Regions from separate parts of the Homo sapiens genome. Here region 1 is linked to region 2. A link is a contact called in ENCODE Hi-C or POLR2A ChIA-PET data. All regions are on one chromosome and are shown on one strand. The core of a region is the stretch at or near the end of the contact, and the rest is flanking DNA. Distances in the headings are between cores, read along the strand shown. Region 1 overlaps KLF3-AS1 (KLF3 antisense RNA 1). Region 2 overlaps LOC124900693 (a long non-coding RNA gene).

The links. Hi-C counts contacts between places; a loop is a spot of excess contacts on that map. ChIA-PET counts read pairs that join two places held with the same protein, here RNA polymerase II (POLR2A). Pooled maps may share reads with other maps.
Region 1: POLR2A ChIA-PET joins it to region 2 with 11 read pairs in T-cell. The contact joins two enhancer-like sites. A Hi-C loop is called at or near these places in 2 of 168 maps with a recorded cell type or tissue (PC-9 and endothelial cell of umbilical vein) and 8 of 50 pooled maps. POLR2A ChIA-PET finds 5 or more read pairs at or near these places in 12 of 52 experiments (BJ, CD4-positive, alpha-beta T cell, H1 and 9 more).

What each region holds. Positions count from the first base shown.
Region 1 is chr4:38,651,613-38,657,125 of GRCh38, reverse strand. All of the region lies in intron 1 of KLF3-AS1 (KLF3 antisense RNA 1), which reads left to right. Among named protein-coding and RNA genes, the nearest start is that of KLF3, 9.8 kb to the left of the region's middle. Within about 2 kb of position 2,710, at least 4 of the 41 ENCODE cell types and tissues checked have a DNase peak (open chromatin) inside an H3K27ac peak, as active enhancers do.
Region 2 is chr4:38,159,720-38,165,344 of GRCh38, reverse strand. LOC124900693 (a long non-coding RNA gene) reads right to left here. Exons shown (of 2, transcript XR_007058099.1): 2 at 3,799-5,625. Among named protein-coding and RNA genes, the nearest start is that of PTTG2, 200 kb to the right of the region's middle. RefSeq lists an enhancer at 3,997-4,498. Within about 2 kb of position 2,949, at least 16 of the 41 ENCODE cell types and tissues checked have a DNase peak (open chromatin) inside an H3K27ac peak, as active enhancers do.

The DNA.
Region 1 (5,513 bases), core at 1,461-3,960, 490 kb before region 2:
GCAGTGGCACAATCTCAACTCAGTGCAACAACCTCTGCCTCCTGGGTTCCAGCGATTCTCCTGCCTCAGCCTCCCAAGTAGCTGGGATTATAGGTGTGTGCCACCCTTGGCTAATTTCTGTATTTTTAGTAGAGACGGGGTTTCACCATGTTGGTCAGGCTGGTCTTGAACTCCTGATCTCAAGTGATGCTCCTGTCTTGGCCTCCCAAAGTGCTGGGATTACAGGTGTGAGCCACTGTGCCCGGCCAAGAATATAATGAATAAAATTTAGAAAAGGACAATGATATGAGAATTAAATGGATAAAAAGGTAAATTTATTTGTCCAAAATATGAGCAGTAATGTGTGGTTTGGTTTTTGTCTTCAAGGAGCTTACAGTCTTGCAAAAGAAATGACATCTGGTCAGGAAATCCTCAAAATCTTCATGGAGGAGGTGATATCTGTGTTAGAACTTCATGGCTGCAGAAGGGGCTAGAAATCACATTTTAGGATCTGGAAAGGGCATGGAGGCAAAGGGTCCAACAGGAACCTGGGTCACTTAGGAGTGGAGTGAGATAAGGTAGGAGAGGTCAGTCAAGGCCATGTTGTGGAGAAAATTGGAATTTGACATCGGGAAACCACAGAAGGTTTTTAAGCAGGTGAGTGGCATGATAGCATATAAAAATGACATGAAGTTTAATGTCAGTATAAAGCTCCAACAGTGCAGAGCAGAAGGCAGCAAGCAAAGGGTGCATACATCTATTCATGTATATATACATATGTCATCTCTCTCTCTCTCACCCTGTACACACATGCACATGTACATGTGCACGTGTGAGCATTTTTCTACCTTAGTGACTAAGCCAGCAAAGAGGCAGGGTGTACACTGTGCTCTAGGGAAGTGGTCTTGCCACCTTTTCTTTTCTGCTCATTCCAAGTGCATTGCATGCCCACACTTCCAAAACCCTGAAGTTTGAAGCATTTCCCTCCGTGTAAAAGCTCAGTTGCACAGGCTCCCCTGGTACTTGGCTGGGAAGAGGACTTCAGCCTTTTATTCCTTGGTCTCCCAACCTGGCAAGCCATTCTGCCTTCACAAATGCTTTGGAAGTTTTGCTGATCTGTCCTAGAAAAAATTAAACACATGGTTCTCCCACATGAACAGTGGAGAGTTCTTCATCACCCTGGCAATTAAAAAAGATTTGCTAATACACAAAAACATGAAAATGATAATAATGCTCATATCCAAGTGATAGGAGTAGGGGGGATATTTTTTCTTTGCCTTTCAATATTCTGAGTTTTTTTCTTTAATGAGCATGTATTCCTTTTGTAATAAGAAACAAGTGTGTTTTAAAAAATAGCTAAAATGCCAGGCATGGTGGCTCACGCCTGTAATCCCAGCATTTTGGGAGGCTGAGGTGGTGGATCACTTGAGGTCAGGAGTTCGAGGCCAGCCTAGCTAACATGGTGAAACCCTGTCTCTACTAAAAATACAAAAATTAGCTGGGCGTGGTGGCACGTGTCTATAATCCCAGCTACTCCGGAGGCTGAGGGAGAAGAATCGCTTGAACCTGCGAGGCGACTTTGCAGTGAGCCGAGATTGTGCCACTGCACTCCAGCCTGGGCGACAGAGTGACTGTCTCAAAAAAAAAAAAAAAAAAAACCGCTAAGAAAGAAAGAAACGGGCAAGTTGTGTATGATTAAGTGTCAGATCTGAAGCACAGTTTTGCAAGTTGGCCCTTTGAAAGCACCTCAGAGCCAGAGGTGCAGTCCTTTGATTGGGATTTTGAAGGGGGCTGAGTCTAGCGGGGCAGGAGGTGGTGAAGAGGGAGGCTCTAGGAATCAAGGGCAGTGAGAGAAGGCAAACGTCTTTTATTGACTGTGGGTTTTTTTTTTTTTTTTTTTTTTTTTTTTGAGATGAAGTCTAGCTCTGTCGCCCAGGCTGGAGTGCAGTGGCATGATCTCAGCTCACTGCAACCTCCTCCTCCCAGCTTCAAGTGATTCTCCTGCCTCAGCCTCCCGAATAGCTGGGATTATGGGCATGTCCCACCACACCCGGCTAGTTTTTGTGTTTTTAGTAGAGACAGGGTTTCACTATGTTAACCAGGCTGGTCTCCAACTCCTGACCTTGTGATCCGCCTGCCTCGGCCTCCCAAAGTGCTGGGATTGCAGGCACTGCACCCGGCCGACTCTTTGGCTTTTTAAAGACTGCTTGGATAGTTGGACCTGTGCTGGTTCTTGGAACTGGAATTTCCTCTTCAAAATGACACGTAACAGTATTTACTTGACAAACCTTTCCAAAGAAGAAAAGCTAAAAACAAACACAAAAAACAAAACAAAACAAAAAAAACCCACCAAAACCAAAAATAGAAAAGCCAGCAAACTAGAATGAGTAGAGCCGAAGTTCCTATTTCTGAAGAGATAGGAATATATTAAAACTCCTGGATCAAGGTCCATTCATCCTCTCTGGGGGTCTTTTGCCAGGATCTGTTGATTCGACGGGAAACAGAGGTGTCAGCAGTTGTGGATGTGAGTATGTGAGAGATGACCTGCAGCCCCCAAACACCATTAACGTGTCTGGTGCGTTGTCTCAGCAGGAGGGGCTTCTAGCTGCTCCGCTGTTTCTTTCTGAGCTGCATCTGCTTGTCTGTTATTGTTCGTAGGTTTTCTGGGTAACTATAAGCAACGGCCTTGTTAGTTCCTCTTGAGATTGCCCACTACTCCCCACCCTTATTTCTCACCTCCCAGCATCCTGTTTGTCTCCCTGACTCTGTTCCCCGCCCTGTCCCCACCCTTACAGAGCTACCAGCCCTTTTAGCCATGTTTTCTTCCCTTAGCTCATTAATTTTAACCTTTTATTAAGTGTTCTCACATCAAACAAGGCACGTCATCTATCCAATTGTTTATTCATTAATTTGTGCTTTCTTCTATCGTGAATATCTTTAAAATATGTCCAGATGTATATTGCAGTGTGTCTTCCCTTCCTCCCCTTGTCTTGAAGATACTGTTATATACCTAATGTAAATGACGAGTTAATGGATGCAGCACACCAACATGGCACATGTATACATATGTAACAAACCTGCATGTTGTGCACATGTACCCTAGAAACTTAAAGTATAATAAAAAATAAATAAATAAAAATTAAAAAAAAATAATAAAAAAGAATGGAAGAGGATAAAAGAAAGTATGGACAGCTTTGAATTATGTAAAAGGCTTTTTTTTTTTGGTGTGCTTTGCCCTTAAAGTTACTTGCTTGTGATAGGAACAAGAAATCTACAATATATATTGTGTTCATGCTCACATCAATATGTTTAGTTTATTAGATTTTCCAGAATATTTTAGCCCGTCAATAATTGTTGGTTTTTTTTTGTTTGTTTTTTGAGACAGAGTCTTGCTCTGTCACCCAGGCTGAGTGTAGTGGTGCGATGTCGGCTCACTGCAACCTCCGCCTCCTGGGTTCAACAGATTCTCCTGCTTCAGCCTCCCTAGTAGCTGGGGCTATAGGCGCGTGCCATCATGCCTGGCTAATTTTTTGTATTTTTAGTAGGGATGGGTTTTCACCGTGTTAGCTAGGATGGTCTCAATCTCCTGACCTCATGATCTGCCTGCCTCGGCCTCCCAAAGTGCTGGGATTACAGGCGTGAGCCACTGTGCACAGCCCAGCCAGTCAATAATTTTATGTGACGTGTCTGGACTTAAATTTAAATTTTTCTCATTGCTGTTGCAAATGGGTCTATTAACTATGAAACGTTATAGAGTCTAGCACTTAAGTTTTGCAGGTTTATGAGGAATATTTAAACATTTAAAAAAATCATCATAAAAGAAGTCATCAGTGCTCTAGCACAACTAAATATATAATTCTGCCTAGTGGTCATGGTATCTTCTCAATAGAGAAAATTCACTTTCTAAAAAAGAGAAACATTTAGTTTTTTAAAAAGGAGGGAAACACTTTCAAAATTTGAGTACAACTTTTGCTACACAGTAATGTATCTAATCAGTTTCCTTTTCTGCACTAAAGATAAGGGAAATGGATTCAAAAGAAGCAGGAATGGATGATGGTATTCTAAACTCATCTTGTTTCTTTTGCTATTTCATCAATATCTGAAAAATAAGATTTCCCCTGAGATTCACACGAATGTGTCTCCTTTTCCATGTTTGTTTATTTTCTTATGTGGCAAATTGTTTCAAATGCAATTGATTTTCTTTCATTTGGTACTATGAAGATGAGGGCGTCTTAAAGGAGTTCCCAAGATTTAGGAGGAAACAGGAGAAGTCTTGAGGAGCATTTGTCACCACCTCCCAGGAGAGACACTCTTGGTAGGATATCAGCTTACTTTCTCGAACCACATATCTCAAGGTGTTCCCAGTTATGATGCATTTGAAAGTACCTGTCTGGAGTCCAGTCCTCAGGACTTTTCAATTTTCATTAGGTGGTAGTTATCAAATGAGTAGTGTAGTTTGGATAATGACAAAATTAGTCACATTTATTAATGTATTTCCCTTAACTTTCTTCTGCACCTGCAGAAGTACCCTTAGATCCAAACAAACAAACAAACAACAACGCCCCCCCCTCCAAAAAAAAAAAAAAACCCCAGTTAATCTAGACCATTTGGTACAGATGACTGACAAAGATGCATTGTATAATTCAGACACAGCAATTGCTGTGTCTGAGATCTCGGCTCACTGCAACCTCCACCTCCAGGTTCAGGCAATTCTCCTGCCTCAGCCTCCCGAGTAGATGGGATTACAGGTGTCCACCACCACACCTGGCTAATTTTTGTATTTTTAGTAGAGACGGGGTTTCACATGTTGGCCAGTCTGGTCTCGAACCCCTCATCTCGTGATCCACCTGCCTCGGCCTCCTAAAGTGTTGGGATTACAGGTGTGAACCACTGCACCCTGCCAACACTGTTGATTATGTTATTATTTCAATTCCAGATAACAGTCTTAATTTCTGTCTCTCTCTCTCTTTTTTTCTCTTTCTCTCTTTCTTTCATATGGAGTCTTGCTCTGTCTCCCAGGCTGGAGTACAGTGGTGTGATCTAGGCTCACTACAACTTCTGCCTCCCGAGTTCAAGCTATTCTCCTGCCTAAGCCTCCCAAGTAGCTGGGATTATAAGTGCACGCCACCATGCCCAGCTGATTTTTATATTTTTAGTAGAGATGGGGATTTCACCATGTTAGCCAGGCTGGTCTCAAACTCCTGACCTCAAGTGATCTGCCCACCTCGGCCTCCCAAAGTGCTGGGGTTACAGGCGTGACCCACCGCACCTGGCCCAGATAATGGTCTTTCTATTCCATCATCTTTAGAAATTAGGAAAGGAAGGCAAAAATTTTTAGCCTGTTTTAAAGAAAACCTTTCCTGTATCATTGTTTTAAACAGATATGTGTATCATTCACCTTTTCTTTTCAAATCTGAAAAACAAATTCTCCAAAAAATTTTAAATTGTTTTTATACTCTAGAATTATTACCAGCACTACCACTCTGTGCACTTTACATTTCTAGTTAGCAGCTGGGCACGGTGGCTCATGCCTA
Region 2 (5,625 bases), core at 1,700-4,199:
ATAACTCACTCGCCCTATTTCTAGCAGTGTTGCTAGAAGGCAGTAGAATGCACTGCAAAAGGCCTGAGTAGAAAAACTGTATTCATTATCATTTGTCAATTTATAAAAATAGATAAATAAAAATAAGTAGACTAATATGAAATAAATACAACTTTTAATTTGGGAAAAAGAAACTGTAGACTGGGGGCGGTGGCTCACACCTGTAATCCCAGCACTTTGGGAGGCCAAGGAGGGCCGATCACTTGAGGCCAGGAGTTTGAGACCAGCCTGGCCAACACGGCAAAACCTTGTCTCTACCAAAAATAGAAAAATTACCCAGGGCATGGTGGCACATCCCTATCATCCCAGCCACTCTGGAGGCTGAGGCAGAAGAATTGCTTGAACCCATAAGGTGGAGGTTGCAGTGAGCCAAGATCATACCACTGCACTCCAGCCTGGGTGACAGAGTGAGACCTTGTCTCAAAAAACAAACAAACAAACAAAAACTATTGGCACAAGGCTAAGCTGCTGTAACAAAGAGCCCAAAATACCATGACTTAGAGAACAATAAAGATTATTTCTCTGTCACATCACAATCCTGATGTGAACTATGCAGGTCAGGGAGGAAACTCTGTCCTTTACCTTCAGGAAGACTGGTTCTTTCCAATGTATTGCTTTACCATCCCCCTCAGAATCTTGTCCAACTAAGTCATCACCACATCCAAATTGTATCCAGCATGGAGAGGAAGCATACCCATGGTCTTAAGACTGAGGCCAAGAAGTGGCATCATCATTTCCGGTCACATTTAACTTGCAAGAATTTCATCACATGGGCACACCTAGCTGCAAGGGAGGCTGGGAACGGAGTTTGGCTGGGTAGTCACAAACTCAAAAAGAAGGAGAGAACAGATCTGTGTTCAAATCCAGTTCTTTCAGTTGCTTATTGTGTTTGAGGTCAAATTATATAGGCTCTCTCCTCCTCTTTTGCTCGTTTATTTAACCAGTTCTCTCTTTTTGGGCACTCTTTCTTTCCACAAGTATTTCTTGAGCACCTACTATGTGCCAGGTACTGTTTCAGGTCATCAGGATGTAGCTGTGAAAAAGACAGACCAAGCCTTTGCCCCTCTATGGCAGAATCACCACAAGGCTAATGAATGACAGACCTTTTCTTCCCTTTCTAAATCAGTGTTCATTCTCATGTCTAATTTTATATTCTTTTTTAAAAATTGTTTTTCTTAAAACAGGCCTCAGATTTATATGTGCTTCGGGTCACACAAAACTTGGATCTTCCCCTACTGCTCTCATGGGGCTGACATCCTAGTTGTGAGAAAGAAAGCAAACACATTAACAAATAAATATATACTTCATCACATGGTGATCGTCTTATGACATAACAAATAAAGGCATGGTAAGAAGACAGGGGCCACTTTATTTGTCCAGGTCAAGACCCTCTCTAAGGAGGTGTCGTGTGAGCAGAGATGGAACAAAGGGAGTTGTTTCTACCTTTTACTACTCTAAAGATCATGGTGACTCACTGTCTTATACACAAACCTTTGTGTAAGCTTCTGATTATTTCTTAGAATCTATTTCTGGTAGTGGAGTTAATGAGTCAGGCAGACAAATGTTTTTAAGTTTCTCAAAACCATGGACTGAAACCTCTCTTTTTAATGAGATTTCTCATTAGAGTTGTGAAAGAAGCAATTGACAAAGCCCTAGATTCCAAGGCATTTTAGATCCATATTTAAGTTTGTTCAATATTGAAGGATGCTTAGGACCTTTAAGGATTACTTAAATCCTTGAACCCCACATCCTAACTAGCCTTTCCCCTCCTATCCCCAAGCCTACACGCATTTCTTTATCCTAGAATTATTTCTTAAATCATGGACTTTTACTGTGAAAAGGAACCTTGGGGCTGGGCACCATGGCTCACACCTGTAATCACAGCACCTTGGGAGGCCGAGACAGGTGAATCACAAGGTCAGGAGTTTGAGACCAGCCTGGCCAACATGCTGAAATCCTATCTCTACTAAAAATACAAATATTAGCTGGGTGTGGTGGTGCACCTGTAGTCCAACTACTTGGAAGGCTGAGGCAGGAGACTCGCTTGAACCTGAGAGGCACAGGTTGCAGTGAGCCAAGATTGCACCACTGCACTCCAGTTCAGGCGATAGTGCGAGACTCTGTCTCAAAAGAAAAAAAAAAAGAAAAGAAAAGGAACCTTGTAAGGATGAATCCATTCCACTTCCCTATTTTATTGCTGTGGAAACTGAGGCCCAGAGATATGGCTGACTTGCCGTAAGCTTTACAGTGAGTTCATGGTCAAGCCAAGATAAAGCCTCAATCTCCTGATTCCTGTTTCTGCAGCCAAAATCAATGACAAATGAAATGTGCACACAGTGTTTCATGATGGCAAAACCAGGGACAGAAATTTTACAGGAAATACCCATGGATACAGCCTGCCAAATGTACCTACTTGGTTGTGAGCATTATTAATTAGGTAATAAATGCAAAGGACATAGGACAGCGCCAAAATATTTTAACCGATGGATACTATTGTGGCAGAGCAAGCAGCATGTCCCAAGACCAGATGAGGGCCCCGTGGGAAAAGAAGCAGGTGTGGGGTAGTGTGGGGTGGTCTTGGGGCTTAAAGGCATGGACTGAAGACCTCAGCAGAGGGACTGGACGTGGCACCTCCAGAATCCCAGGAGCTGGGGAAAGAATCACATGAGACCACCTGAAGGGACAGAGGTGCTTCAGCCTGGGTCAATGGAACCACAGGCGAGAGCAGCCCAGCTGGAGGCCTTTGTGGAGCTCATGGCAGGGTCAGCTTTAATCATCAGCCAGGCTGCTCCAGGGAGGCCAGCTGTCCGGCCCAAAAGCCTTAGGCTGCCCAGCCACATGAGAGCTGTTTCATCCTCATACCTCTCCCCTTTCTGGGCTTCATTCCAGGAATGGAGGGAAATAGCAGCAAACAAAGGGAAGGAGGTGAGCAGAGGGAGGGGAAAGGAAGAGGGCCATGACCCCTTCCCAGGGCAGACTTCCTGGGTGAGACAGGTCCCAGCCAGGGAAGGAAAGAAGATTTAAAGCTAAATTGTTTCTGAAGTTTTAACTATTATCTGCAACTTGGAATGCTAAAATCTGAATGGAGGCCATTTTGTGCAATTCAAAGGATATTTTATTGTCTGAATGTGACCTTGAGATCTCTGGTCTACCCAAGTCATCAGCAGGGGTAGAGGAATGCTGCCCCTACCCAATAGAATTAATTTAAAGAGGCAATGAGAGGCCCCACAAAACTTAGATCTGCCCCTACTGCTGTCATGGGATTTATAGGTGATGATAGAAGATAGATAGATGATTGATAGATAGATAGATAGATAGATAGATGATAGATAGATAATAGATAGATTGATAGATAGATAGATAATAGACAGATGATAGGTAGATAGATGATAGATAGTAGATAGATGATAGATAATAGGTAGATGATAGATAGATGATAGACAGAAGATAGATAGATAATAGCTAATAGATGATAGATAATAGATTGATAGATGATAGGTAGGTAGATAAATCGAGAGATGATAGATAGGTAGACAGATGATAGATAGAGTTGCATTTTGTTCACAGTGTCCTTTCCACCTTTTTGTAATGTGCCAGTTACACGTGATCTTAATCGTCATTCTGGCTGTTACACATGTGCAGTGTTGTTTCCTAAATAAACACTCTCCACTAACAGGACCCACATTGATTCCACTCTCGTGCACTCACTCATGAGTCATAATTAATTTTTAGACACTCTTTGAAGAATCACCTTCCTGATTGTATGTATGAAAGTTTTATTTTCTATAGTAATACACATTATACAGGCCAATATGAATTCAACATAAGCTCAAAATGGCAATTATTGTCTTCTAATGTCTGCAAACTATAGAGTCCCATACAGTGTTTTCACTGTATGACCCAGACCTCCCCCATCATGCTCAGCCAAAAGCCTATTCTGTACAGATTACATTTAGTCAGTTTTTTATTCATTCATCATTCATTGGATTGGGTATCGTCTGTATGCAAATCCTTCTGTGGGGTGCTGGAGATACAAATTTGATAGCTGGATGGACACACAGTCCCTGCCCTCAATGCACCCATGATCTAGTACCATATGAATTGATGGATATTAAATTGTTATGATAACCAGCGATGAGGATGATGTCAGCATTGTTTACAAGTTGCCATGGGAGCACAGGAGGAAGTAGTTAGCTTTCTTTTGCAATGACTCAGATCAGGTTTCACAGAAGAGAAGATCAATGGGGCTGGAATGATCAGTAAGACTTTCCCAGGCAGCTGAAGGGGGTCATGTTAGGCAAAGGGAAGAGCTTGTACAAAAGCATGAGTCAGGAAAGCCTAGGTTATGCTTTGGTAATAATATGACCCTGAAGCCTTCGTAGCTGAAGATAGCTGAAGTTTATTTCTCACTCAGGTCACCTGCCTAATCAGGTCAGCTGGACAGGAGGAGTAAGGAGCAGGGCCCTGCTCCACACAGTCACTTGGGGACCCAAGCTAGAGGGTCCAGCTGTACCACCTGGAACATGTGGTTTGTAAGCTGGCATTGCAGGAAAACAAAAAAAGCTGGAATTTAGCACACTGGCTCTTCAATGCTTCAGCTCAGAGGTGACACATAAAATTTTCATCCACAGCCCATTGGCCAGAACTAATCACATGCCTCCCGGAGTTGCAAAATGTACAGGAACACATGGCTATTCCATGAGTAATAAATGTCTCTGCTACAAGCACAAGGCATGAAACTGTTTCCTGGGTTTAGGGAACTGTGAATGGTTCACAATGACTGGAGAAGAGATTGCAAGAGGAAATGTCTAAAGAGGAGCTCGGAAAAGTAGGGATGAGATGATGAAATCTCATGTGCTCTGCATAGGAATTTGGACCACCTTATGTGCAGAGCAGAGCTTGAGAAGAGTTCTAAACATGGTATCATGGTAATACTTGTGTTTTAAAAATGTCTCAGCCAGGCACGGTGGCTCACGCCTGTAATCCCAGCACTTTGGGAGGCCGAGGTGGGCGGATCACCTGAGGTCAGGAGTTGGAGACCAGCCTGGCTAACATGGTGAAACCCTGTCTCTACTAAAAACACAAAAATTAGCTAGGCATGGTGGCGGGCACCTATAGTCCCAGCTACTTGGGAGGCTGAGACGAGAGAGTCACTTGAACCTGGGAGGTGGAGGTTGCAGTGAGCCGAGATCGCGTCATTGCACTCCAGCCTGGGCGACAGAGCGAGACTCCATCTCAAAAAAAAAAAAAAAAAAAAAAAAAAAGTCTCATGCAGCAATGCAGAGAATGAGTTAGAGGGGGTTGAAACAAGAGATAGAAAAACTAGTTTGATTCTTATAGTTGCATAGGTTAAAAATGATGAAGAAACTAAAACAGGGATTTGGGGGATGAATATGAGAACTCTTAAAGAGATACTTGTTAGAACATCATGACTATGTAGATATAAAAGAAGGAGAAGAATAGAATGACTTCCAGGTTTCTGCTTTAGGGCCTAGTGCCCCCAATCAGGATAAGGAGTACAGGAAAATGAGTGAGTCCGGGGAAAAGACATGGAGGCCAATTTGAGATCTGGTGAGTTTGAGTTAC